Linked DNA regions of Homo sapiens: region 1 is linked to region 2. A link is a loop called in an ENCODE intact Hi-C map of the cell type or tissue named here. Cell type or tissue: heart left ventricle. All regions are shown on one strand. Each heading gives the region's core, and the rest is flanking DNA. Links, peaks and the distances in the headings are about the cores only.

What was found. Hi-C counts contacts between places; a loop is a spot of excess contacts. Peaks named below come from ENCODE experiments on the same cell type or tissue, not always from the same donor. Only the 100,000 strongest peaks of a DNase experiment are listed, where the experiment ranks them.
Region 1: it touches region 2 in a loop (7-fold over the local background); 57 of 110 quality-filtered maps call a loop at or near these places.

Annotation. Positions count from the first base shown.
Region 1 is chr1:44,777,983-44,788,397 of GRCh38, reverse strand. BEST4 (bestrophin 4) reads left to right here and starts at 228. Exons shown (of 9, transcript NM_153274.3): 1 at 228-844; 2 at 932-1,026; 3 at 1,702-1,935; 4 at 2,170-2,324; 5 at 2,722-2,799; 6 at 3,093-3,290; 7 at 3,413-3,493; 8 at 3,615-3,769; 9 at 3,915-4,813. The coding sequence starts at 693. The coding sequence ends at 4,188. RPS8 (ribosomal protein S8) reads right to left here. Exons shown (of 6, transcript NM_001012.2): 5 at 10,269-10,398; 6 at 9,619-9,822. The coding sequence ends at 9,713. SNORD38B (small nucleolar RNA, C/D box 38B) reads right to left here and starts at 10,008; the gene lies at 9,940-10,008. It also overlaps the pseudogene RPS15AP11. RefSeq lists enhancers at 1,000-1,685, 1,687-1,776, 1,686-2,371, 7,997-8,497, 8,498-8,998 and 1 more and silencers at 1,897-2,026, 3,876-4,225. In heart left ventricle, for the core only: a CTCF peak has its summit at 2,127; DNase peaks (open chromatin) are centred at 2,077, 3,681 and 4,025; H3K4me3 peaks cover 1,773 bases; H3K27ac peaks cover 1,010 bases.
Region 2 is chr1:44,722,535-44,734,130 of GRCh38, reverse strand. RNU5D-1 (RNA, U5D small nuclear 1) reads left to right here and starts at 2,961; the gene lies at 2,961-3,062. ARMH1 (armadillo like helical domain containing 1) reads right to left here. Exons shown (of 12, transcript NM_001145636.2): 7 at 9,887-10,009; 8 at 9,739-9,811; 9 at 9,463-9,592; 10 at 9,292-9,369; 11 at 8,914-8,995; 12 at 8,540-8,840. The coding sequence ends at 8,728. It overlaps LOC105378690 (a long non-coding RNA gene), which reads left to right and starts at 10,012. Exons shown (of 5, transcript XR_007066059.1): 1 at 10,012-10,096. RefSeq lists silencers at 560-854, 4,742-4,791, 10,400-10,694. In heart left ventricle, for the core only: CTCF peaks have their summits at 2,666 (motif pointing left) and 4,683 (motif pointing left); a DNase peak (open chromatin) is centred at 2,680; H3K4me3 peaks cover 903 bases; H3K27ac peaks cover 1,152 bases.

The sequences.
Region 1 (10,415 bases), core at 1-5,000, 57 kb before region 2:
CTGGCTTGAAGGACATGGTGTCGTCTGTGTGAGCTGTGGGGTCAGTATAGCTGGCATTTCTGCCACTCGAAGGCCAGCCCAACCCTACAGGGGTAAGGAGACACACCCAGTTCCCAGCACCAGGGGAAGCTGGATGACAGCTTCAATCCATCAATGATAGGCCTCAGTCCAGCCTAACTTTATGGACTGCAGAGGTACTTAAGTCTGTGGGGGTTGAAGTCTAGCCCAGTTCATCTTCCACACGGGCTGCTGCCCAGAGCAGGTAGGCAGGTATGGGATGGGGGTGAGAGTGCCCTGGGCCCTGGTAGTTCTAGTTAATCAGCTTCCAAAGCAAGGCCCCAAGGAATAGCAGTGGATTTGGGCTGGAGCTGCGTCTCTTGTCCGCAGCAGTTCAGGATCTGGTTATCCCTAGCCCTGCAGGCTGAAGAGGAGCTTGAGGAAACCTCATGCATGAAGGGACACAGATCTCAGTTCTACCTTGTCCAACTCTAGCCTGGCTTTGCCCATGTACTGCTCAGTTCTGCAGGGGGTGGGGTGTACTTTTCTGCTCTGCAGGCTCCTACCCCCTTGTCCACTGACGCAGGGTGAAGGCTGGGGTGTGTGAGACCAGAGTGGAAGGGAGGTTGTCTGGAGAACTAAACGACAGCCCTGGGGGCAACTCTTGTGACCTCCTGCCCCAGGCTCCCAGCACCATGACGGTTTCATACACTCTCAAAGTGGCGGAGGCCCGCTTCGGAGGTTTCTCTGGCCTGCTTCTCCGCTGGAGGGGAAGCATCTACAAGCTCCTCTACAAGGAATTCCTCCTCTTTGGGGCCTTGTACGCTGTGCTTAGCATCACCTACCGGTAAGGGCAGGGTCTTAGAGCTGGCGCAAGTGGGGAGACTGGGCCACCCACCTCCCTCTAACCCAAGCCTACACCTGCCTTCCCCAGGCTGCTGCTGACCCAGGAGCAGAGGTACGTGTATGCTCAGGTGGCCCGGTACTGCAACCGCTCAGCAGACCTCATTCCCTTGTCCTTTGTATTGGGTAAGGCTCCCTTCTAGTTTTCCCTGTGTCCCCCTTACTGTGTTCCCTGACCTCTGGGTTGGGTTGACAGCTCCGAGGGTCAGAATTACCCAACAGATGGTGTGGTGACACACCTGCAGTCTCAGCTACTCGAGAGGCTGAGGTGAGAGGATCGCTTGAGCCCAGGAGTTCCAGTCCAGCCTGGGCAATGTAGCGAGACTCTGCTAAAAAAAAAAAAAAAAAAAAAAAGAATTACTCAACACGGTGGCAGAGCCTTCCTGGTCAGCCAGAGCAGGCCCAGCAGGCACAGGAGCTGGGTGCTGGGTCCAGGACTTCCAGAGGGCAGGGCCCTATCACTTGCCGGACCCTCACTTCCAGCAAGGCACAAGACACCTGCTGGCCTCACAAGCCCACCCTGGGCACTGCAGGGGAGCTGGACAGAGGTGACAACCCCTTCCCCACCCTCCTGGGAAGCAGTCTCCTGGCTTTGAATCCCCACTTTCCCTCTGCTGAAGGAAGTTTGCCCTCCTCCCTCCTCCTGGCCTCGCACAGCAGGGCACTGGAGCTGAATGTTTCCTTCCCCCTGCCACGATTCAACTGGCCTGGACCAGGCCCTTTGCTGGGGGAGGTGAGGCGCTCCGACCCCCAGGCTCTCCACTCTCCCTTCCTACTCCCTCTATCACGGCGGCCAAGCAGGTTTCTATGTGACTCTCGTGGTGAACCGCTGGTGGTCCCAGTACACAAGCATCCCGCTGCCAGACCAGCTGATGTGCGTCATCTCGGCTAGCGTGCACGGCGTGGACCAGCGGGGCCGCCTGCTGCGCCGCACCCTCATCCGCTACGCGAACCTGGCGTCCGTGCTGGTGCTGCGCTCGGTCAGCACCCGCGTGCTTAAGCGCTTCCCCACCATGGAGCACGTGGTGGACGCAGGTGCGCCGCCCGCCGGGAGCCTCTGGGGGTCCGGCCCACAGCCGGATGCAGGTGGCGCCTGGGAGAGTCCTGGGAGCAGGGGCCTCCAGGGAAGGGTCTGGACTGCGACAGGAACGCGGAACCGCGAGTCCTGGGACAGCCGGTGGACGCGAGGGAGGGGAGCCAGACGGCGGAACAGCAGCCTCCCCTGGCGGCAGAGGGTGCAACTGCACCCCACCTGCTTTACCCCCTCAGGTTTCATGTCCCAGGAAGAGAGGAAAAAGTTTGAGAGCCTGAAATCCGACTTCAACAAGTACTGGGTCCCCTGCGTCTGGTTCACCAACCTGGCGGCCCAGGCCCGGAGGGACGGGCGAATACGTGACGATATCGCTCTCTGTCTACTTTTGGAAGTGAGTGGGCTCAGGACCAGACCCATCTGCCCTCCTCCCTCTAATTTTAAAGATGAATAATAATTTTAATACCTAACAGTTGTATGGCATCAGCTGTGTACCCCAGCCTTTTGGAAGCCCTGTACCCATGTTAACTCATTCATCCCTTACAGCAACTCTTGACATAGGTACTATCATCCTCCTTGCACAGATGTGGAAACTGAGGCACAGAGTAGAAAAGAAATTTGCCTAAGTTACACAGCTAGTTAGCAGAGCTGGGATTCAAGCACCCCATCTTAATACACCTCTGAGGGCAGAATGAGAAAGAGCCTCCTGGCCAGGCCCAGGCCTAGTTTGTGCTGGGCACCCCTGTTCCTTCCTCACCTCTGCTGACTTCCTGTTCCTGCTGTTCCCCCAGGAGCTGAACAAGTACCGAGCCAAGTGCAGCATGCTATTCCACTATGACTGGATCAGCATCCCCCTCGTCTACACCCAAGTAACTGCCTCTCCCCTCCCGAGTCCCAGTGCCTACTGTATGTCCTGTGCTGTGTGTGAGATGAGAAGAATTAGCGATGGTACTTGCCTGGCCATTTCAGTCCCCTGAGGCACCGGGTTCATCCTAAAAGCCCCCCACCACCCCCAACAAGGTGACCCTGTCCCCACTGGTACTGCCACACCAGGATACATGTTTGATTACTTGTCAGACTTCCCATAGATCCTCAGAGGCAGGGGCAGCATTTCTCCTTGGCCCGCTGCATCCTGCACTGAGCCTGGCTCTTCATTCTCCAGGTGGTGACCATAGCCGTCTACTCTTTCTTTGCCCTCTCCCTGGTTGGCCGCCAGTTTGTGGAGCCAGAGGCAGGGGCTGCCAAACCTCAGAAGCTTCTGAAGCCAGGCCAGGAGCCAGCCCCAGCCCTGGGAGACCCGGACATGTACGTGCCTCTCACCACTCTGCTGCAGTTCTTCTTCTATGCTGGCTGGCTCAAGGTGGGCACTGCAGATGGGCATGCCAGCCTGCTCTGTGGAGATGTGGGCAGAGGGGCTGCCCCGACTTTGGGGAAAAAGAGTGGGGCTCTGAACCCAGAAAACCCTGTCTCTGCCACCTATAGGTGGCTGAACAGATCATCAACCCATTTGGTGAGGATGATGACGACTTTGAGACAAATCAGCTCATAGACCGCAACTTGCAGGTGAGCAAGCATCAGGATCAGGAGTCCAGGGCAGCTCCTGGGCCCCCTCTCCCGGTCAGCTCTCAGCCCGGCCGTGGGAAGGAGAGGAGAGGAGGATCCTTGTAACTTGCTGGTGGCCCAGGTGTCCCTGCTATCCGTGGACGAAATGTACCAGAACCTTCCCCCCGCTGAGAAGGACCAGTACTGGGATGAGGACCAGCCGCAGCCACCCTACACTGTGGCCACGGCGGCCGAGTCTCTGCGGCCCTCATTCCTGGGCTCCACCTTCAACCTGCGGTGAGTGGCTTGCACTGGGCCTGACCCGGCACGCGGGTCCTCGCTCAGCCTCTGGGGCACCGATGCCTCGGTCCTTCCCCGAGAGCCGATCCCGCGTCCCCGCTCCCGCCCTGTGCCCCGGCTCAGCCCGCCCTCCCGCCCGCAGCATGAGCGACGACCCTGAGCAGAGCCTGCAGGTGGAGGCGTCCCCCGGATCTGGTCGGCCCGCGCCCGCCGCGCAGACCCCGTTGCTCGGCCGCTTCCTGGGCGTAGGGGCGCCCTCCCCGGCCATCAGCCTCCGGAACTTCGGCCGCGTGCGAGGCACCCCCCGCCCCCCGCATCTGCTGCGCTTCCGGGCGGAGGAGGGCGGCGACCCCGAGGCCGCAGCCCGCATCGAGGAGGAATCGGCGGAGTCCGGGGACGAGGCCCTGGAGCCCTGAGGTCTCGCCTGCCCCCGCCCGGTTTCCCCCACCCACTGCCCTCCTTCCCTCCCGTGCCCGGTCCTGCCAGCCAGCTCTATTAGAGCAGCTTTTCCTGTGTGCCTTGAAGGCCAGAGCATTTAGGGACAGAACTTGAAAGAGAAGATGGCGAAAAGGGCCTGAGCCAGGGCTGGGAATGTGTCCACTTTGGTGGGAGAGAAGGTCGGTTGCTTGGGGGACGTGAAGCTAGAAAAATAAATGAGCCCAGGCATAGAGGACTAGAGCCCAGGTGCACGGTTAGCTTCACAGCAACAGGGAGCTAGGCCATTGGTTCTCAAACTTAAGGAAGGATCAGCATCACGGAAGGTCTTGTCAAAAGAGTGCTGGGCACCACTCCCAGCATTTCTGGCACGTTAGATTTGGGATGGCGCCCAATAACTTGCATTTCTAACAAGTTCCCAGGTGATGCTGTGCTGCTTGTCCAGGAAACACAATTTGAGAGTCATGTGAAACGTGCTTGAAGGGGTATACCTTACCCTGGTAACCTTACTCAAAAGAAGGGTCAGTGTGTGCTGGGGGACTTTTGCCTTGTTTGTAATGTTAAAGTTTTTGTTTACATTGAGAATATATTCAAGTTTTTGTTTAAGTGTTGTTTAGTTTTTGTTTATATTGAGAATATATTTATTACTTGTGCAGTTATAATTGTTTAAAATTGAATTGGCATGCATGCAGTAGGATGAAGATGAAGGAAGGGTTTGGGAATCTGTCTTGGAGGCTGATTAAAGTCAGATGTGAAGGCAGCCATCCACCACCCACCCTAGACCTAGCATTTGGACTTGTGTGCCAAGCTCTTCTCCACTGCCACCAACCACACAGGGGGAAAAAGTACAGTTTACGGGTAGAAGCCTAGGCCCATCTCCATGGTGGGCCTGCAGCGCTGGGGGCACTCGGCTGATGTAAGTAAAGAGCCTTCTGTGGCTGGGCACAGTGGCTCACGCCTGTAATCCCAGCACTTTGGGAGGCCAAGGTGGGCAGATCCCCAGAGGCCAGGAGTTAAAGACCAGCCTGGCCAACGTGGTGAAACCGCATCTCTACTAAAAATACAAAAATTAGCTGGGTGTGGTGGTGGATGCCTGTAATCCCAGCTTCTTGGGAGGCTGAGGCACAAGAATTGCTTGAATCTGGGAAGCGGAGGTTGCAGTGAGCCAAGATCACTCTACTGCACTCTAGCTCTCGGTTACAGAGCCAGGCTCTGTCTCCAAAAAAAAAAAAAGTCTTCTGGAAACAGTCTGCCACAGAGCACTACATTGGAATTGTGATAAAACTATGCTCCTATACGATTCTTGCTTTTTAAATCCCAGTCTTCACCTAAAGAAATCAGTGAAGGCCAAAACTGAATATTAAGGCCACAGGATAAATGCCAGAACAGAGGAGGAAGACAGAGGGGGGACACTAGAGTGCAGTGAGTAGACTCCAGCCTCTGGCAGGGTCAGTTGACTGGATTCTAATGCTGGCTTTGCTTCTTTCCATCTGTATGTCCATGGGATAGTGAATATTTCTTATTTATTTATTTATTTATTTATTTATTTATTTATTTATTTGAGACGGAATCTTGCACTGTCACCCAGGCTGGAGTGCAATGGCCTGATCTCGGCTCACTGCAACCTCCACCGCCTGGGTTCAAGCAATTCTCCTGCCTCAGCCTCCCGAGTAGCTGGGATTACAGGTGTCCACCACCACGCCCGGCTAATTTTTTGTATTTTTAGTAGAGACCGGGGTGTCACCACGTTGTCCAGGCTGGTCTTTAACTCCTTACCTCAGGTGATCCACCCGCCTCAGCCTCCCAAAGTGCTGGAATTACAGGCGTAAGCCACCGCGTCTAGCCAATAGTGAATATTTCTAAGCCTCAGTTTCCAAATCTATAATGTGGAGACAGTAGCACCCCACAATGATGGCCATTCATTCACGAGGTATTTGAGGTTTTTTTTTTTTTTTCTGCAGCTTTTACAAGCCTTGTTCCATGGTGAGAACGGTCATCTGTGAAGGTGGTAGAAATGGAGAATGGATGGATTTCAAGACTTTAGAGAAAGAACCCACTGGTTTTATGGACAGATCTTGGCTCACTGCAACCTCCACCTCCCCAGGTTCAAGAGATTCTCATGCCTCAGCCTCTCAAGTAGCTGGGATTACAGGCACATGCCACCACACCCTGCTAATTTTTTGTATGTTTAGTAGAGATGGGGTTTCACCATGTTGGCCAGGCTGGTTTTTGAACTCCTGACCTCAAGTGATCCACCTGCCTCGGCCTCCCAAAGTGCTGGGATTACAGGCGTAAGCCACAATGCCTGGCCAAACTTCAAATTTAATAAAGTCTCAAGACTTTTTTCCCAATTAATCTTGCATATATTTGAGTACCCAGTATATGTCCATACACTTTTCCAGGTGCCAGAGACACAGCAGGAAACAAATATCCTTGTTTCCCTGGAGTACCATTCCAAAGGGAAAAGAGCAAACTTTGTCAGATTAAGGAATAAAGAGAAAAAACAGGCGAAGTGTAAGACAGTTCAGAGGGGCGACTGCAACTTAGAATATTGTGATCCGGCAAGAATTCACTAGGATGGCATAGCAAAGACCTGGAGGGAATGAACCATGTGGGGTTTTTTTTGTAGAAACAGGGTCTCACTTTGTTGCCCAGGTTGGTCTCAATCTCCCAGCCTCAAGCAATCCTCCTGCCTTGGCCTCTGCCTCCCAAAGTGCTGGGATTACAGGCATGAGCCACCATGCCCAGTGTCCAGCCCCAAGTGGATATTTGAAGGAGCGTGCCTAACAAAGGGAATAGCATGTGTACATGTATGTTCAGTAAACTAGGATGGTTGTGTGGTTGATGGAGGGAGTCACTATAGAAGGAGCTAGGTCACATCAAGTCATAATACTTGGTAAGGATTTTCATTGATGAGATAGGAAGCTGTTGCATTAAAAATATAATCTTGGTGGGGTGCAGTACCTCACATGTGTAATCCCAACACTTTGGAAGGCCAAGGCAGGAGCATTGCTTGAGGCCAGGAGCTCAGGATTAGCCTGGGCAACAAGAAACCCCATCTCTACAAAAAAATAAAATGATTATTCTGGGCCCTGCACCACAGCTGTAGTCCCAGCTACTCAGTAGATTGAGGCTGCAGTGAACAATGATCGATCCGCTGCACTCCAGCCTAGTGTGAGATCCTGACTCTTGAAACTGAGGAACATGGCAGGTGGGGGCAGACAAGAGCTCAGTTTTGAAAATGCTGGCCTTTGGGAGCCCTATTAAAATATCCAAGCACAAAGCTGGGCGAGTGGCTCATGTCTATAATCCCAGCACTTTGGTAGGCCAAGGCGGGTGGATCACTTGAGGACAGGAGTTGGAGACCACCCTAGCCAACAGTGAAACCCTCTCTACTAAAAATACAAAAAGTGGCCCATAACTCCGTGCGCTCTCCCCTCCCGTCCTCTTTCCGCCATCTTTCCACGCCGTCACAATGGTGCGCATGAATGCCCTGGCAGATGCTCTCAAGAGCATCAACAATGCCGAAAAGAGAGGCAAACGCCAGGTGCTTCTTAGGCCATGCTCCAAAGTCATCGTCCAGTTTCTCACTGTGATGATGAAGCATGGTTACATTGGCGAATTTGAAATCACTGATGATCACAGAGCTGGGAAAATTGTTGTGAACCTCACAGGCAGGCTAAACAAGTGTGGAGCGATCAGCCCCAGATTTGATGTGCAACTCAAAGATCTGGAAAAATGGCAGAATAATCTGCTTCCATCCCGCCAGTTTGATTTCATTGTACTGACAACCTCAGCTGGCATCATGGACCATGAAGCAAGACGAAAACACACAGGAGGGAAAATCCAGGGATTCTTTTTCTAGGGATGTAATACATATATTTACAAATAAAATGCCTCAAGGACAAAAAAAAAAAGTGAGCTGGGCATGGCAGTGCACACCTAGTAATTCCAGCCGCTCAGGAGGCTGAGGCATGAGAATTGCTTGAACCCAGGAGGCGGAGGTTGCAGTGTGCTGAGATTGCACACCACTGTAATCCAGTCTAGGCAACGGAGTGACTATCTAAAAAAACCCAAAAAGCAGGCCGGGTGCGGTGGCTCACACCTGTAATCCCAGCACTTCGGAAGGCCGAGGTGGGCAGATCACGTGAGGATGGGAGTTCGAGACCAGCCTGACCAACATGGAGAAACCCCGTTTCTACTACAAATACATTATCTGGGCATGATGGTGCACGCCTGTAATCCCAGCTACTTGGGAGGCTGAGGCAGGACAATCGCTTGAACCTGGGAGGTGGAGGTTGTGGTGAGCCAAGATCCCGCCATTGCACTCCAGCCTGGGCAACAGAGCCAGACTCTGTCTCGAAAAACAAAAAACCCAAGTGCAAAGCTGGGTGTGGTGGCTTATGCCTGAAACCTAGCGCTTTGGGAGGCAAAGGTGGTAAGATTGCTTGAGCCCAAGATTTCAAGACCTGGGCAATGAAGTGAGACCCTGTCTCTACCAAAAAAAATAATTTAAAAAAATGGGTATAGGCCAGGCATGGTGGCTCACGCCCGTAATCCCAGCACTTTGGGAGGCCAAGGCAGGCAGATCATCTGAGGTCAGGAGTTCAACACCAGCCTGACCAACAGGGAAAAACCCTGTCTCTACTAAAAATACAAAATTAGCTAGGTGTGGTGGCGCATGCCTGTAACCCCAGCTGCTCGGGAGGCTGAGGCAAGAGAATCCCTTGAACCCAGGAGGCAGAGGTTGCGGTGAGGCGAGATCACGCCATTGCACTCCAGCCTGGGCAACAAGAGCAAAACTTTGTCTCAAAAACAAAACAAAAAGGGGTGTAGTGCCTATTGTCTCAGCTACTTGGCAGGCTGAGGCAGTATTACTTGAGCCCCGATGTAAAGGCTGCAGTGAACCATGATCATGCCACTGCACTCCAGCCTGGGTGACAGAGACTGTCTCAAAAAAAGAAAAAAAAAAAAAATCCAAGTGCAGATGTCAGGCAGGTCAGGACTAAAGATAAGTGTTTGACAGGGCAAGTTTAAGTCAAAGAAGTGACCCTTGGAGACCAAGCAAGGCAGAAATCACTGTTAATCTTACAATGGGTACAAGATCCTTAAAATTTTTTATAAGCAATATAGCCTGAGATTCTAATCATGACTCAGCCAGCACAATATTACTGAACCCCAAGGTTGGGATACCCCCTCATAGCCTCTGCCACATCCCTATCCCCACCAAAATGTGGTGAGAAATGTTCCCACTATAGACATAGCCCACATAATAAATCTGGCCTTCAGGGACATGGAGTTGAGAACAGGGACTTTACAGTGTGGTGAGCCTGGCTCAGGACAGTAGGAGGCAGAGGTTAAGGCAAGGGGTTGCAGCCACCCACCCAGATCAGTTTTGCAGGGCAAGGAAATAAAGCAGAGAAAACAGTCATATATTCAGGCAACATAAATGTGGGAACAAAACAATAAACACCTTTATTACATGGGTGAAGACAAAACAAGGATTTATTTGCCTTTGCGGGCCTTGATTTTCCTAAGATAGAACTCCAACTCTTTGCCCTCTAGCACATAGCCATCTGCTCGGCCACACTGTCCCGGCCTTGAAGCGATGCACGCTGCAAGAGAGTAGGTGATCCTTAGCACAACGACAAGGTGGCCCTACCCAAACCTCTCCACCCGCTTAAGAATCTCTGTGGGTTCAGGTACCCTGGGGGCAAGCATGAAGCCAGCTGTCTCCTCAGACACACTTTATCTTCACTTACTGTCAGTAGCAGAACTGGACAAAGTTTTCATCACTGAGACAGCCCCCTCAGCCTGGGCAGAGACTTCCCCAAATACAAAGACTCCAAGCACGGGCCTATGCAGACTCTTCTACCCAATGCTTCCCATTTCAGCTTCATACGAATAGGGTGACCAAACGTTCCCCTTTGTGCTCGCAGCCTGTTATCAGTGAACCCTTTAGACTGCATGGCTGGCAGTCAAAGGAACTGAGACAAGGGAAAAGTGCCTCGGCACACTCAATCTCTGCGACTCCCCACCTCCAACACAACAGCCTTCTCACCAAGAAGCTTGCCCTGCTGGAACTGCTCCTCCAGGAGACTGCTGATTTTGGCATTCTTTTTCCTTTCATCATATTTCTTCTGAATTTTTTTAGATCGTTTTTTGTTTAAAATCTCTTCTTCCTCAGGAGTCTGAAAAGGGGATACAA
Region 2 (11,596 bases), core at 2,271-7,270:
CAGAGATTGAAGTGAGCCAAGACTGCACCACTGCACTCCAGTCTGAGCAACAAGAGCCAAACCCCATCTCAAAAAAAGAAAAAAGAAATAAGCATAATGAACATCTTCAAAAGATAAGGAAGGATATTGTTAAGGCAGGAAGAAGCAACTGAAAATACCAGGCTTGAAAAATTTAATAGTTGAAATCCATACATGAATTGAATAGCAGAATGGTTACAGCCAAAATGAAATGAGGAGCAACAGGATCAAGGGTGAGGATTCACCCAAAAGACATCAGGAAGGGATAAAGAAAATAGGGTAGAAAACAAATGAACCAACTGTTTGTGACATACACTGTTGATGGTTAATTCAGCAGGTATTCTCAACCCCCTTCTTCCTAAATCATTTCCACATTAGAGACTGAAAAAGCTTTATAGTTACTATACTTCCTTTCCCAGACTCCCATGCAATTAGAGCTGGCCATGGGACACAGTTCTGGCCAATGAGATGTAAGCAGGAGAGTTCTGGGGGCTTGTGGGCAAGACTTGTTGTTTTTCTGTTAAAAGGGAATGACAGAAAATGCTTTCCTGGTGTCATCCCTTTTTTCTTGGCTTGGACATGGGATGTTCTTTCTGGAGTTGTGACAGCTGCCTTGTGGTCATGAGGCAGGAGACAGTAATTTGGTTAAAAGCCAACATGCTCAGGACAGCCAAGTACAGCAGGAAGAGCCTAAGAGGGTTCTTGATGGTTCAGTAGTTGAACCAATGCTAGCGACTACCTACTTCCATATATATACATTTTTAATTTCTATCTCCATATGTCATTTTTTTTTTTTTTTTTGAGACAGAGTCTCGCTCTGTCGCCCAGGCTGGAGTGCAGTGGTGAGACCTCAGCTCACTGCAACCTCTGCCTCCCGGGTTCAAGCAATTCTCCCAAGTAGCTGGGATTACAGGCGTGTGCCACCATGCCCAGGTAATTTTTTATATTTTTAGTAGAGATGGGGTTTCACCATGTTAGCCAGGATGGTCTTGATCTCCTGACCTCCTGATCCACCTGTCTCCATACTTCTTGTTGTGTGAATAAGTTTCTACATTTCTAGAAAAAAAAAGTCAAAAATGTCAAAACTGGCACAAGAAAATTTAGTACATTTTTAGTAAAATTTTTAGTAAATTTTAGAATATTTAGTAAATGTTTTATCATTCCATTTGCTTTAATAGCTAATAAAGGAATGATCAAAAATTTTCTGGCCAGGTGCAGTGGCTCATGCCTGTAACCCCAGCACTTTGGGAGGCCAAGGCAGGAGGATTGCTTGAGGTCAGAAGTTCAAGACCAGCCTGGGCAGCATAGCAAGATGTCATCTCTACAAAAAATTTAAAAATTAGCCAGCTGTGGTAGTATGCTTCTGTAGTCCTAGCTACTTGGGAGGCTGAGGCAGGAGGACTGCTTGATCCCAGGAGTTCAAGACTTCAGTGGCCCTCGATTGCACCACTGCACTCCAGCCTGGGACACAGAGCAAGACACTGTCTCAAAAAAAAAAAAAAAAAAAAATGCCAGGCGCAGTGGCTCACGCCTGTAATCCCAGCACTCTGAGAGGCCAAGGCGGGCAGATCACGAGGTCAGGAGATTGAGACCATCCTGGCTGACAGAGTGAAACTCCCATCTCTACTAAAAATACAAAAAATTAGCCAGGCGTGGTGGTAGGCGCCTGAGTCCCAGCTACTCAGGAGGCTGAGGCAGGAGAATGGCATGAACCCGGGAGGCGGAGCTTGCAGTGAGCAGAGATCGCGCCACTGGACTCCAGCCTGGGGGACAGAGCGAGACTCTTTAAAAAAAAAAAAAGTGTATGATCGAATGGTAATAAACTGGATGGGTGGGGGGGGTACTTGGCAAAGCCTGTTTGTTCAGATTATTCTTGGCCTCTGTGTGACATTCATTCCCTGTGGGCATAAGGCAGGACACTGGTCACACGAAGGTCTTCATGGGAGAAGAGAAGGAAAAGGTCAAAAATAACTTCCTGCTTATATAGTTTTCTCAGTTTCTTTGATGGCTTAAAATACTCAGTATGCCAAGGTGCCATATGTTGGGGTATCATGTTCTAAGCCCTGACACCTCTGTAACAACTCAGAATTTCTTCTCCGGGCTTCCTTCAGGTAAGGTGAAAATAAACTTCTTGCTTGTTCAAGCTACTCTTTTTGGAGTCTTTGTTACATACTGTGGAAGGCAGAGGGATGATACAAAATTCAGTATTTGCTATGATGTGGTTTTCTTTTCTTTTCTTTTGAGGTGGAGTCTCCTGTTGCCCAGGCTGGAGTGCAGTGGTGCAGTCTCGGCTCATTGCAGCCTCCGCCTCCTGGGTTCAAGCAATTCTCCTGTCTCAGCCTCCCAAGTAGCTGTGACTACATGCGAACGCCACAACGCCCAGCTAATTTTTGTATTTTTAGTAGAGACGGGGTTTCACCATGTTGGCCAGGATGGTCTCGATCTCCTGACCTCGTGATCCGCCCGCCTCGGCCTCCCAAAGTGCTGGGATTACAGGCGTGAGCCACCGCGCCAGGCCTATGAATACAATTATTTTAAAGCTTTTAATTTTTTTTTTTTTTACTTTAAGTGCCAATTATAAAATAAAGTCACTGTCTAGTTGGACCAGGCATCTACAGTTCTGTAAATCTGGCTTCCGCTCTGCCCCCTGGTGGTGGCCTAACGCCTAGAAAAAGTAACGAACTATTTAAGGTATTTCTGGAAACCGAGGGGGTGGTGACTCAGCGTCATTTACATACCCACAATGCACTGCACACAGACCACGTCCTACTTTAAAAGGAGATTCTCCCTTTTTTCCCCCTCTTTTCCTTTACCATAATAACGAAGCTCCTTTCACACAATCGTCTGAGACAAAAACAGAAGTCACTCTTTTGGGTTAATAGTAACCATTGCTAATCTAGTAGTGACCGTCCCCCGAGGACTGTGTGCAACCATTCCAACACATGCTCTGGTTTCTCTTCAAATCGTATAAATCTTTCGCCTTTTACTAAAGATTTCCGTGGAGAGAAACCGTTTTGAGTTTCAAGCAAATTTTTTGAAGCCCTATGTTGGTGGGGTTCATCAACGGTGTTTAAAAATCAGATAGAAAGTTGTGTGTTTGTTGCGAGGTGTGAGACAACATTTTGTTTGAACATTTATTTTGGGCTGTTGTAATGGTGTGAGTGTGCGTTTTTTATTTTTTTGGAAGTGGGGTTTTAGACTAGACTGTAGTGAGCAATCTTTGCCTGCCGGCTTCAAGGGATTTTCCTGCTTCAGTCTCTCAAGTAGCTGGGGCTACAGGTGGCAACACCATTCCCTGTTAGTTTTTGTATTTTAATAGAGATGGGGATTTCCCACATTGGCCAGGCTGATCTGCCCGCCTTGGCCTCCCAAAGTGCTGGGATTACAAGCATGAGCCACCGTGCGAAAATTTGGTTTTGTTTTGTGGTTTTGTTTTGTTTTGTTTTTAATTAATTTATTCTAGAAACGGTCTCACTGTGTCACTCAGTCTGGAGTGCAGTGGCACGATTATAGCTCACTGCGGCCTTAAACTCCTGGCCTCAAGTGATCCACCCACCTCAACCTCCCGTGAGCCACCGCTTCCCGCTTGGCCAGTTTAGTTTTTAAAGGGTTTTTTTTTTTTTTAAATTATGATCACTTTAGCCCAGTGGTTCCTAGATTTTTGGATTTCCCAATTATTAAAATTTCCGAAAAAGTTCTGGGGTACTATTTTTTTACCATTATACAAAAGAAAACATTTCAAGACTAAAAACTAAAACCAAACAATGACCAAAAATAAAAAGAAAAAAAAGACTAAAAACTAAAAATGACTTGATCTCTCAGCCTGACGCGGTGGACGCGGTGGCTCACACCTGTAATCCCAGCACTTTGGGAGGCCAAGGCGGGTGGATCACTTGAGGTTAGGAGTTCAAGACTAGCCTGGCCAACATGATGATATCCCGTCTTTACTAAAAACACAAAAATTAGCTGGGCGTGGGCATGGCGGCAGGCGCCTGTAATCCCAGCTACTTGGGAGGCTGAGGCAGAGAATCGCTTGAACCCAGGAGGCGGAGGTTGCAGTGAGCCGAGATTGCGCCACTGCACTCCAGCCTGGGAGACAGAGTGAGACTCCGTCCCCAAAAATAAAATAAAATAAATAAAATAAAATAAAATAAAATAAAATAAAAAAATAAGGCCAGGCGTGGTGGCTCACGCCTGTAATCCCAGCACTTTGGGAGGCCGATGCGGGTGGATCACAAGGTCAGGAGTTCAAGACCAGCCTGGCCAACATGGTGAAACCCCATCTCTACTAAAAATACAAAAATTAGCCGGGCGTGGTAGCGCATGCCTGTAATCCCAGCTACTTGGGAGGCTGAGGCAGGAGAATCTCTTGAACCCGGGAGGCGGAGGTTGCAGTGAGCCGAGACTGCGTCACTGCACTCCAGCCTGGCAAAAGAGCGAGACTCCGTCTCAAAAATAAATAAATAAATAAATAAATAAATAAAATCAGCAAAAATAAAATAGGAAATCCATTTAGCTTTAAAGAAAACATAACAACAAAACATAAATATATTTTGTTAACTTTTCTCTCCTTTGTAGGTACAAAAAGAGGAAAGCTGAGGCTCAAAATAAGTGGGGAAAGCAGAACTGCCTTAGACCAACAATGTCAGGGCTGGTGATGCCCTCTTGTGGCATCCTGGAGAATTACTGCCATCTGACTTCATTTCCTCCGACTTGGAGGGACTATTCCCTCACAATACCTCAGTCACTGATTCATGCATGCCAGGTATTGTCCTAACAGTATCCCTGTCCTCGTGGAGTTTACAGTCAGATGGAGGACATACTATTAATAAACATAATAAGGTAATGCTATGGAAAAAAATAGCAGAGTAAGGTGGGAGGGGAGGTGGTGAGTATAGAGAATGGTAGTGTGCATTGCAATTTTAAAAAGAGTAGGCCTTCTTGTAGAGTTGAAGGGAGATGGGGGAGTGAGCCCTGTGGATATATGGGATGAAGTTCTAGGCAGAGTGAACAGTCAGTACAATAGCGTTGAGACAAGAGCTTGTTTGCCAATTTCTTTTTTTCTTTTTCTTTTTTTGAGACGGCGTCTTGCTCTGTCGCCCAGGCTGGATGGAGTGCAGTGGCGCGATCTCGGCTCACTGCAAGCTCCGCCTCCCGGGTTCACGCCATTCTCCTACCTCAGCCTCCTGAGTAGCTGGGACTACAGGTGCCCGCCACCACGCCCGGCTAAGTTTTTGTATTTTTAGTAGAGATGGGGTTTCACTGTGTTAGCCAGGATGGTCTCCATCTCTTGACCTCGTGATCTGCCCACCTTGGCCTCCCAAAGTTCTGGGATTACAGGCGTGAGCTACCGCGCCCGGCCTCTTTGCCAATTAAAAAAAAAAAAAAAAAAAAAAGAACCAGCAAGGGAGTCCAGTGTGTCTGGAGCAGAGTGAAGGACAGACAGAGGCAGAAGAGTTTAGAGAGGTGATGGGAAACCTGAGCACCTAGGGTCTTCATTCAGCGAAATGGGGAGCCCTCCAAGGTTTGAGCCCAGTGATAGAATCTGAAGCTTAAAAGGATAACCCTGGCTGTCGTATTAAAAAGAGAACAGGTATTGACTGGGCACAGTGGTTCACGCCTGTGATCCCAGTACTTTGGGAGGCTGAAGTGAGTGGATAATTTGAGGTCAGGAGTTTGAGACCAGCTTGGCCAACATGGTGAACTCCTGTTTCTACTAAAAATACAAAAATTGGCTAGGCGTGGTGGCAGAAGCCTGTAATCCTAGCTACTCGGGAGGCTGAGGCAGGAGAATTGCTTGAGCCCAGGAGGTGGTGGGTGCCAGTGAGCCTAGATCACACCACTGCACTCCAGCCTGGGTGACAGAGTGACATTTCATCTCAAAAAAAAAGAAACTAAAAGAAAAGAGAACAGGAAGAGGGAGAAAAGCAGAATAACGTTGAAGAGAGATGATAGTGGCTCAGCCCAGAGTATTAACAATAGAGGTAGTGAGATATGGTTGGATTCTGGATGTATTTGGAAGATAGAGCCAACAGACATAATAGATATGGGTGCTAAAGACGGACATTAAAAAGCACTCCACTATTTTGTTTTGTTTTATAGGAAGGATGAGTTGCCATGAGTTGAATTGGGGAAAGTGGCACGGGATTAGGAGTTCAGTTTTAGACACGATGAGGTGGAAATGTTTAGCTGGAAATAGAAATGTAGGAGTCATTGGCCTATAATGATATTTAAAGTTCTGAGACAGGATGAAATCAGCAGGGTGTAAAAGCAGATAGAAGAGAGACTCCAGACCAGGAGCCCTGCCTCACTCCAACTTGAATGAGACTGGATTGAAGAGGAGAAATCTTCAAAAGAAAAAACAACACCATGCACACTCAGGCCAGGCACAGTGGCTCATGCCTACAATCCCAGCACTTTGGGAGGCCAAGGCAGGAGGATCACTTGAGCCCAGGAGTTGGAGACCAGCCTGGACAACATAGTGAGACCTCATCTCTACAAAAAAAGAAAAAAATATTAGCTGAATGTGGTCGTGGTGCACATCTGTAGTCCCAGCTACTCCGGAGGCTGAGGCATGAGAATTGCTTGAGCCTGGGAAGCAGAGGTTGCAGTGAGTCGAGATTGCACCCCTGCACTCCAGCCTGAGCAACAGAGACCCTGTCTAAAAAAAAAAAAAAAAAAAAAAGCTGGGTGTGGTGGCTCACGCCTGTAATCCCAGCACTTTGGGAGGCTGAGGCGGGCAGATCATGAGGTCAGGAGTTCGAGACCAGCCTGGCTAAGATGGTGAAACCCCATCTCTACTAAAAATACAAAAGTTAGCTGGGTTTGGTAGTGCATGCCTGTAGCCCCAGCTACTCAGGAGGCTGAGGTTGCAGTGAGCCGAGATTGTGCCACTGCATTCCAGCCTGGTGACACAGCGAGACTCCGTCTCAAAAAAAAAAAAAAAAAAAAAAAAAGACTATGCACACTCCAGCCCCTCCTGGAAGAACCTACCTTTTTCCAGAAATCCTCAACCCAGTCTCCACCTACCTGCCCTAAGTTCCCTTGAGACTCCCTTTTTACCAGGCCCCTCCCCCTGGGAGAAGGTGCTTTGAGCATGAGCTCCCCTTCCTCCATTCCTATGATGTAAGGTTTTCTTCTTGGTCACTTTGCAAGCTGGGGACCTCTGGCCAGCAATGCCCTGCCAGGTCTCACTCGCCAGGCTACCTGCTGCAGGAGATGGCCTTTACTTGCTGCAGGAGACGACCCACCCGCTCAGTCCAGTTGGCGGAGTCTAGCTTATGCACTGGTTCCCGAGTTCTCGTCCCACGAGCCCAAGAAGAATGAGGATGCACTGGCAATTGAAGAGTGAGCAAGGTGGGGTTTTACTGAGTGATAAAACAGCTTTCGGTGGCTGTGGGGGGTGGTCCCCCTACCTGAAAGTGGGAAAGTCCCCCTAATATGGCTGAGTCCAGGGCTTCTATGGGCTCAGAATGGGGGAAGGGCAGGCCATAGGTAGTATTGGAAAAGGCAACATTCAATTGGTTAAAAGGCATTATTCAGAAAGAATCAATCAGGAAAGGGCAGGCAAACAGAAACAGAAGTTCTCACTCTGGGTTGTGGGTTTCATCCAGGACCAGCAGTCGGTCTTTCAGCCTTCAGGCTGTTTTTGGTTTGAAGGTGGGGTTCACTGGGGACCCACCCCTATCTGCCTAGGCATTTGGCTGCCTCCTGTTGCTATCTCCTAGATCAATGAATAAAGCTTCTGCTCTGCTTTATGGAACCTGGCCTTGTTCTATTGGTGCAAATGGTTCCAGGCAAGGAAAGGACCCATTAGGATCAAACGACCCCCTTTAATGTCTGTAACAACCGGAGAAAAACCAGGTAGGTAGGGTGTTCTGGAGGAAAGGGTGCATAGGCCATCAGGGAGTGGAGGTGAGGCCCTCTATTCAGGCTATGCCCTTGAACCTTCTAGGGTGTTGGTGGCCCTTCCCTCTGGATCTGCTTTTTTTTTTTTTTTTTTTTTTTGAGAATGAGTCTCACTCTGTCGCCCAGGAGGCTGGAGTGCAGTAGTGTGATCTTGGCTCACTGCAGCCTCTACCTCCCGGGTTGAAGTGATTCTCCTGCCTCAGCCTCCCAAGTAGCTGGGATTACAAGTGTGTGCCACCACACCCGGCTAATTTTTTATTTTTTATTTATTTTTTAGTAGAGACGGAGTTTGACCCTGTTGGCCAGGCTGGTCTCGAACTCCTGACCTCAGGCGATCCGCCCACCTCAGCCTCCCAAACTGCCAGGATTACAGGCGTGAGCCACCGTGCCCGGCCTGTTTTTGTGATGGGGTCTTGCTTTGTTGTCCATGATGGCTTCCAACTCTTGGGCTCAAGAGATCTTCTTCCTTCAGCCTGCAGAGTAGCTAGGATTACAGGTGCAAGCCACCGTCCTAAACTTGGACCTGCTTTTTAACTTGAGGAGCACAGGCACCACAATCTAGCATCATAGCTCTCACTTGACCTCCCTTCCCCCTCCACACACACAAAGAACAGACAGGTATCAAGGCTGTTTATTGACTCTTCGCAGCCAGCGGCTCTTCCTCTGCCCCTCTGGGATGCCTAATCCCCGTCTCCCCCCTGGAGCCAAGTGGAGTGGCTCTGAGCTTGACCCCAGGCGCCTTCCTCTTGCCAGGCTTCCCTGCCCCGCAGCCTTGGCCTTCCTGGTTTGCCACAGGGGCTGTTACTCCTTTGATTCTACATCCTCCTCGAAGTGTGTGAGGTAGGCCATCTGAGCCGAATCGCGCGAGCCATAGAGAGTGTTCATGCTGTAGGAGCTGCCATGGAGGCACAGGGCTGCAGGCAGGAAAGGCGGGCGTGAGGCTGTGCTGGCGGCGCCTGCGCCCGGCTTCCCTCGTCCCACACTCACCTTTGGTAACATTGACTGTGTTGGCCGCCAAGATGTCCGCCTGAATGCTGTCTATTTTCATGTACAAGTCCTCAGCGTTGCTCTGAGGACAGGAGCAAGGGGGACCCGGCTGGGGTGCCAGGGCAGTCTGGACTTGGAGTTGGGCTTGGCAGAGGGATGTTGCAGGTGGGGGGCGGGTCGGCAGCCTGACCGAAAGGGCAGGAAAGGGAACAGGAAGGTGGCGGGTGGAGGAGCCTACGCCAGAGCAGTCCCTCCTGCAGCTGGTGGCCAGGTCCACTCTGCATGTGGCGCGCTCCAGGATGGGGACTGTCTGAAGGGGCATCACACTGTCCGAGCCGCCATCTGCTCATTGCGGCGGGGCAGGAAGGGCGCACTTACCAGGAAGAGCTGGTAGAGTTCCTCCCCCATGCACTTGCGCACGTGCTCCGCCACCAAGGGGAACATCTGCACGAAGCACTGCGCCGCGCGGGCGAGGCGGCGTGACTGCGGGGGCGACGGGGCTGCGGGTGCCGCCGCCCTTCCCGCCCCCTAACCAGCCGCCGCGCGCACCTCCAGCGTGAGGCTGGCCAGCCGCTGGCTGTTGCTGTGGTCCGTGTTGCCCATGGCGGCCATTAGGCCACGCACCACGCGCAGGTACAGCAGCTCCTCGGCGATGCTCATGTCGTTGCGCGCCAGGACCCTGGGCCGGGGGTTCGGGCTGGGGCGACGCCCTGGGGCTCACCCGGCGCACACCCCCGCCCACCCGGCGCACGGAGCGCTCCCGGGGCCCGCCGGCAGCGCCAAGCCAGGCTTGCTGCAGCTACCCACTAACCCCTGCCCGCTTACCCGATGGCCTTGGCGGCCGCGGCCTGCTGCAAAAACATCGGCAGGCTGGGGGTGAGCTGGAGAACCGAGGGGTCTGAGGAGGGGGCAGCCGTGAGGCAAGAGACCGCCCTCCCGTGGCCCAGGCAGCCCCATTTGAGCAGGTCCTTACCACTGAGGATCTTGGCCTGCAGTTTGGAGATCTCCTTGACCGACGGTATCAGCAGCGCCACGAGGCCCTTGAGCAGCGCCTGGCGCACATCGTAACCGACCAGGTCTTTGATCAACTCGATGGCTGCGGAAGGGCAGAGGTGCTGGAGAGAGGCCCCAGGCCCCTCCGCCACCGAGGAAGCAAAGAACCCCGTGAACCAAGTCGCCACTCGTCAGTGTCCTCCTCTTTTACTGATCAGCACTGTGCAGGGCGTGGGGGAGCTGGGAAGGCGAACCTCAGTTGAAGAGCAGGAGGAGGGGGCTGAAGGGGGAGGAGGAAGGGTTGGATGGTGAGCCCACCTGTCGAGGCGGCCTAGGATGTCAGCGCTGGAGGCTGAGACCCCAGAGAGGGGGGCCTTCGCCTTGGAGGAATCCAGGTTTCATGGAGGAGGGAAGGGCTGGGTCTTTACGGGAAGACAAGATGGAGAAAGACAAGGGGTGAGAGGGAGACAGAGAAAGTGGGTGGGAGACTTGTGGCAGGAAATGAGAAAGGGGAAGGAAGGTAGGCGGCAGTTTAGAGAAACTCTCCTTCTAACCATCATCGAGCCCTCTCCACCAGGCAGGGTGCCAGGCTTTCCATACAGCACCCGTGGAAGCTCACCAGAACCAGATGAGGTTCACTTCCCCATTTTACCTTTGCCGAAATTAGACACAGAGAGGTAAACCACTTTGCCTAAGTTACACAGCTAGGAAGTGATGGAAGCAGAAGGAGGGGAGGATTTGGTTAGGAAGGAGAAGGGGACTAGAATTTATGGAGGGCATTTCCTGCAGGGCTTTCCTGTAGATATTTTACAGGCAGTCATTCATTCAGTCCAGCATTCACTCAGTCTTTCGGCACGGCTGCATGTGAACGCCTATGGTGCCAGGCGCGGCATTGGGTGTTGAGGATACAGACTGAATTCATTCATTCGACCAACCCTCCTTAAGCGTGCACAAACAGGCAGCGATGATATGGTGACAGGTGCTGTGGAAGGAGTCAGTGATTGGGCTGTGGGAGCACAAGAGAAAATCGGCAAGGATTGAATGTTTTTGTAAAGAAGAGAAAGGAACCACAGAGCTAGAGGGGGCAGGAGGAGAAGGAGATGCTAAGATGATGGCACACCAGCATAAATGCTACCTTTTTTTTTTTTTTGAGACAGAGCCTCACTCTGTCGCCCAGGCTGGAGTGCAGTGGCGCGATCTCGGCTCACTGCAACCTCCGCCTCCTGGGTTCAAGCAATTCTCCTGCCTCAGCCTCCCGAGTAGGCTGGGATTACAGGCGCCCGCCACCACACCCGGCTAATTTTTTTTTTTTTTTTTTTTTGTATTTTTAGTAGAGATGGGGTTTCACCATCTTGGCCAGGCTGGTCTTGAACTTCTGACCTCGTGATCCACGCGCCTCGGCCTCCCAAAGTGCTGGGATAGCAGGCATGAGCCACTGGGCCCGGTGGGCCCAGCCAGTAAATGCTAGTATTTTTGTTTGTTTGTTTTTTTGAGACGGAGTTTCACTGTCATCACTCAGGCTGGAGTGCAATCGCTCACTGCAACCTCTGCCTCCCGGGTTCAAGCGATACTCCTGCCTCAGCCTCCTGGGAAGCTGGGATTACAGGCGTCTGCCACCACGCCCGGCTGATTTTTGTATTTAGTAGAGACAGGGTTTCACCATGTTGGCAAGGCTGGTCTTGAACTCCTG